Linked DNA regions of Mus musculus: region 1 is linked to region 2. The links are chromatin loops, found by intact Hi-C in ENCODE. Cell type or tissue: left cerebral cortex. All regions are shown on one strand. Each heading gives the region's core, and the rest is flanking DNA. Links, peaks and the distances in the headings are about the cores only. Region 1 overlaps Zdhhc13 (zinc finger, DHHC domain containing 13). Region 2 has its middle 2.0 kb from the start of Gm45086.

Evidence for each region. Hi-C counts contacts between places; a loop is a spot of excess contacts. Peaks named below come from ENCODE experiments on the same cell type or tissue, not always from the same donor. Only the 100,000 strongest peaks of a DNase experiment are listed, where the experiment ranks them.
Region 1: it touches region 2 in a loop (2.0-fold over the local background); 2 of 42 quality-filtered maps call a loop at or near these places.

Annotation. Positions count from the first base shown.
Region 1 is chr7:48,805,584-48,808,397 of GRCm38, forward strand. It overlaps Zdhhc13 (zinc finger, DHHC domain containing 13), which reads left to right. Exons shown (of 17, transcript NM_028031.3): 8 at 1-111. Among named protein-coding and RNA genes, the nearest start is that of Zdhhc13, 18 kb to the left of the region's middle. In left cerebral cortex, for the core only: CTCF peaks have their summits at 299 and 1,176 (motif pointing right); no DNase peak of the experiment used is centred there.
Region 2 is chr7:48,748,735-48,751,548 of GRCm38, forward strand. No RefSeq gene overlaps it. Among named protein-coding and RNA genes, the nearest start is that of Gm45086, 2.0 kb to the left of the region's middle. RefSeq lists an enhancer at 267-2,246. In left cerebral cortex, for the core only: CTCF peaks have their summits at 640 (motif pointing right) and 1,370 (motif pointing right); DNase peaks (open chromatin) are centred at 662, 1,380 and 1,924; H3K4me3 peaks cover 690 bases.

The sequences.
Region 1 (2,814 bases), core at 202-2,701, 57 kb after region 2:
GATATGGCTCTACAAAGTAAAAACCAGCTCATTAGTCACATGCTAAGAACAGAGGCCAAGATGAGAGCCAACAAACAGTTTCGGCTTTGGCGATGGCTGCACAAATGCGAGGTATTGTGTGTGAAGAAGTTGTTAGCCTTTGTCTTTAGGGCAGCAGAGAAGGCTAGAGATTAAACTTTGTGCTGCAGAGGATCTGCTCATAGCATCTTTCCTATGCATCACACTGCCCAAAGTAAGAAATAGGGCATTTCACTGGTTGTTCAACGTTAATTTCTCAGGTAGATGGCGCTAAACTATATGTTACCTGGTGGATATTTGCAAATTGACTTAAGGAATGAATTGAAGTATAGAATAGGTTTGATTGTTAGAGTGGTACCTACTTGAGAACAGTTCAGCATCTCATAGACGTTTGCAATGTGAGGTATCAAAACTGGCCTTCTGCCCTGCCAGCCTCTGACTGAGCCTCCTCATCTGCTTAGGTAGCTCTTCCTTCCTACCTTTCTGTCATGGTTGTGCTGTCAGTCATCCCATTTATCCATGCTGGTGTCCTAGCTGGTCTTACGTCACTATGTCTCTGGAACCTGACCTCATCACTTCACAAATGCCATGTTAGTCCCGCCCCATTAGTCTTCATGTAGATTTATTTTCCTATTGAAAAATCACATTTTTTAAAACTTTGCAATTCCTCACTATAGTGTTCCAAATTTAAAGTGAGCTAAACAGTTGAAAAGAAAAGTTTAGGAACTTTAGCTTTCTCTCCTAAATGGCTAAGAAAACTAAGCTACAGTTGTGTGAATATAATTCACATTGACAAAATGGATATTTGGTTGATTAATGCTTTTGTTTTCAAATACAATAGTGTCTTTTCAAGTAATATTAATAGTTATACTTTCAGAATAATTCTGATTAGCAGTTGCAAGATTTTTACATAAAAATTCACAAGTGCTGTACTTAATTGTCAGTTGTGGTAAAGTAGGGAGGGGACTCCCCAACTTCTTCGAATTCAGTATGCCAAGATTCTGTCCTAGACCTTCTTTTCTACCTATGAGTTAGTTCCCTAAGAGGCGACTGCATCTTGCCATCCCCCAGATTTCTCTCTTCAGCATAGACCATCTAGATTGCTAAACTCAGTCACCTATTCAACTCAGCCAATCCCTGTCTGGTAGACACTGCAGTATAGCACATCAGGAAGTATCCTGTAGGCACCTGCAGATGGCGAAATAGAACCAGAACGCCTGTTCTCTTCCTTCCCACCTTCACTCATCTTCGCATCTCAAGAGGAGCACTCCAAATGTCTGCTCTGTCTACTCCATATTCACAGTGCTGTGGTTCTGGTTGCTCCTGCAAAGGCATATAAATGAAAGCATTTATAGATAGAATTTGACACACACACACACACACACACACACACACACACACACACACCCATCTCCAATGCCATGTTAGTACAACAGATGAGTACTTGAAAATGTAAGTCATATTTACCTCAAATTCCCAGATATCTTCCCATTCTTCTGAGTAAAAGCTAAATCCTGACAGCTGCCTGCTGTCTTAGTTAGGGTTTCTATTGCTGTAATAAAACACCATAGCCAAAAGCAACTTGAGGTGGGGGAGGTTTATTGTTGTAACTTACACCTCACAATCCTTCCTCAAAAGAAGTCTGGGCAGGAAATCAGGGTAGGAAAGTGGAGGTAGGGACTGATGCAGAGTCCGTGTGGGAGTGCTGCTTTTATCCCTTGTCCCCCTTACCTGCTCAGCTTCCTTTCCTGTGACATACTGGACCTCCTGCCTAGGTTGGGTACCTCCCACAGTGGTCTGGGCCCTCCCACATCAATCATCCATTCTAAAAATGCCCCACCTGCCAATTTAGTGAGGGCTTTTTCTCAATTTCGGTTCAGTCTTCCCAAATAACCAAGTTGTGTCAAGTTGACCTAGAACTAGCTAGCACACCTGCTAAGCTCCACATGTTCCAGCTTTTTATGTCCTGTAACATTTCTGCTTGTCTTCTCAACTGGAATTTCAGCTTCATGAAAGAAAGCCTTTCAGTTCATTATCTCCCGTGGGTAGAATAGCACCTCACACAGTAAATAAATAGTGTGGTTCGTGTAGAAGACTGTTAAATATCCAAGATTTACAGTTATTTCTCTGTTCTGAAACTATTTTGTGATTATATTATAGATTCTAAATTTATTTTTACATCAGTAAGTTAGAACTGGAAACAATTTGAAGACTTGATGCCATTTGAAATTATCTCCTTCCAGATGTATGAGTAAAAGTGGAGGAAAATAAGGCAAAGAGCACTTTTCCTCCTTGCTATTTCAAAAACCTAACTTGCTTTATAGAGACTTATACACAAAGCACCAAAATGCTTGTAGAGCCCAGTACCACTACCCATGGCCTGTTGGCTCTGGGTTTCATTCCTTTAACATTGTCAAAGCAAGCTGAAGCACTAGCGACCTAGAGAAATATTTTAGTCTTTGACCCCCTGAGTCCCAAGACCCCTCCTTTGTTCCCTGCTTCTCTGAAACCTTTCCCAGATTTTCAGCCTGGCTTTCCCATCATTCTTTCTTAGTTACATTTGGGAATCCTTTGTTCTTAATTTTGACTGCTTGTGTTGTTGGAGATCCTGCTTCTTTCTGCCTTCATAATCTTGAGGAAGGTCCTCATCTACTGCTTTCCCACCTCTGTGCAGATTACTCTCAAGACTTGCAAAACACTAGGCCCATTGTGCAGGCTGCCTCCTGGATCTGCCCTGGGTGTCCATAGCCATTCACAGGTCCACATGTTCCAAACCATGCTCAGCCCCTTCAGAAC
Region 2 (2,814 bases), core at 197-2,696:
TCATTGCCAAGTTTCAGGTTAAATTTAAGACCTCCACCAAAAGTTTCATCATCATGTATAGAGCTGCGTAAGAAAAACCTTATTATTATTATTGTATTTTAATTGAGCCATAAAAGTTGTACATATTTATAGGATGCCATATAACACCCAAATATATAGATCTTTTACATGGTGCTCTAATTCGGACAAGTGTACCTATTTCCTAAAACATTTCTTTATGAAAAAATTTTCCTTTAGATTTTTGAAAATGTATTACCATTTTCTATAACCACCCTACTGTGTGCTGGCACACCAACACTCACTCTTATCTAACTGTAACTTAGTACCCACTGGTCATAATTTCCTTTCCTTGTTACTTCCCCCATTTGACTCTCAGTGGTTAAAAGATTAGCTTTTGTAAAATTCACATGAGATTATGTGCCATTTGTGTTTCTGTGTCTCTTTTTAGTAAGAATTGAATTGAATTGGGTGATTGGGTGATTGATTGATTGATTGATTGATTGATTGATTGATCGATCGATTGATTACTTTTGGGGATCCTAACACTGTGAGAACAAAGAGCAAGCTCGGATTCTCAAAGGCAATCACATTTTTTACAAGGTTTGTAAAAGCGATGTGACGCTACCATATTTGAACACTAGATGGCAGTCAATGGTGCTAAAATCTTGTAATCCTTAAGTAGCCTGCTTTGGCAGCGCGCAGGGGTTCCCTGCAGCAACTGAACAGTCATCTTGATCGTCTTAACTGTCCCGTTCTCTTCCTGGGCGTCTCCAAAACCTCTGAAACCTGGTTTAGGGGTACAAATCTCCATGATCAAGCAGAGCTGAAACTGCTCAACATACAGTTGACGCTTAGTCTAGGATGGAGCAGAGAGGAGGGCTGACACCAGGAAGCAAAATAAAAGCCAAGGCTCCCTGCTCGTCTGCGATTGAGGGAAGCCCCAGACCGCACCTCTGCTGCTGCTGCTTCTCTGGCAGAACACATGCCTTTCATGAGCACTGCCCACCGCTGAAAGCCTATCAAATCGGAGGGGGCTGTCACGGCTTTTGTAGTTCTCTCGTCTTTGGAATCAAACCATGGAGACCGGCTGCCTCAACATCTGTCTCAACAGATGGCTTGCCACACAGTGTCTCTGAATCTCAGGGCGCCTCGGTCCGGGACCTCCATGTCACTCTCTTCCCAGAAACCTTCAAAAGTGACTCCACCTAGTGAGGCCTGCCAGCCTAGTAGGGCCAGGGTGGGGCAGGGAAAGTGTTAACGACCCCTGGGTGGGTGTGGGAGGGGTAGTAATGGTGCCAAGGTGGGGCAGGGTGTGTCTGAACGCTTTAGAACAGGGCTGGGTAGGGATGGCCTCTGTGGCCCTGCAGTGTTAAACTTTCCCACAAGAGGGCGCTAATAGACTTCTTTCACGTGGATCCACCTTAAAGTTCTGTTGGCCCAGCTGTGTGTCCCTATGATCATGTTTGTGGGGCCTTTTGTGTTTGCCCTTCGAGTTTAAAAAGGTGTTTTTCTATTTATCAAAGATATTGCACTCACAGGGAACCTATCTCTTCTGGTACTTAGCACCCTGTGCCCTGCGGTATTGGGTTGACTTCTGTCTCCACTGACCTTTGATCTACCAGAACATACATTAATATTTCCTTGATCATAAATAACACTGCACTTGGCAATGACCCCATAGACTTTTCAGCCAATTGGGTAAACTTAAAGTTTGGAACACCGAAAAAGGCTGGTCAGAGTTTATTTAACACAATAAAAGGGAGGGTGGGTTGGTGATTAACTTGGCTCTAATTAGAGGAAGTTGTGGCATAATGGAGAAAGGGCAGCCACCGAACACAGTTGTGTAAGCCCTGGTGCTGGCAGTTTCTAGCTGAGTGTGGTGTCTGCCTGTCTCAGCTAAGCTCACAATGTCAGCCACCAGTGGGCACGCAGAGGGCAGCAATTAAATGGAGCGTGATCATACCTGTGGCCAGGGTGGTTAGCTTGAGACCCCATTCTACCCACCCTTGTACTGACAGTGCCCCTCCCCCGCGTTGTTCAATGTGTAGTTGAAAGAGGACCTGGGGAGTCCCTGAATATGTCCCTTAAATAAGAAGGAGGACCAGAAGTCAGTGCTGGGAGCTGGGGAAGGAACCAGGAAACTGAGAGCAAGCTGGGTATACTAGACAGAAGCTGGGCAGAGGGGTCACTGAAGGATAATGCATTTGTGATGGCTATCCCAGACTCAGGCTCAGGCAGACTCACTAACTGCCAGGGGTAGACATATTTGAATTTTCTCTTTCCTTCTTCCTTTCTTCCTTCCTTCCTTCAATCCTTTCTTTCTCTGTTTTTGTTTTGTTTTTATTTTTGTTTTGTTTCTCAATCTACGTTTTCTCTATGTAGTCCTGATTATCCTGGAACTCACTCTGTAGACCAGGCTGAGCTCAAACTCACAAAAATCCGACTGCTTCTGCCTCTGGAGCCCTAGGAGTAAAGACGTGCGCCACCATCAACCAGTCTTTTTTTTTTTTAATACAATATATTATGATCATATTTCCCCTCCCCCATCTTCTTCCAGCTTCTCTACCACCCCCAACCCACCCAACTTTATGCCTTCTTTATCTGTCTGTCTGTCTGTCTCTTTGCCTGTCTATCTATCTCACTCTCTTCCTTCCTTCCGCCCTCTCTCCTTCCCTCCCTATCAGTCAAACTTTATGCCCACTGCCCCTGTGTGGAGGCCAGAGTTCAGTCTCCAGTATTATCTTAGGTGCCCTCCACCTTGTTTTTTGCCACGGGGTTTCTCTCTTGGCCCAGCGCTCTCTAATTCAGCTGGGC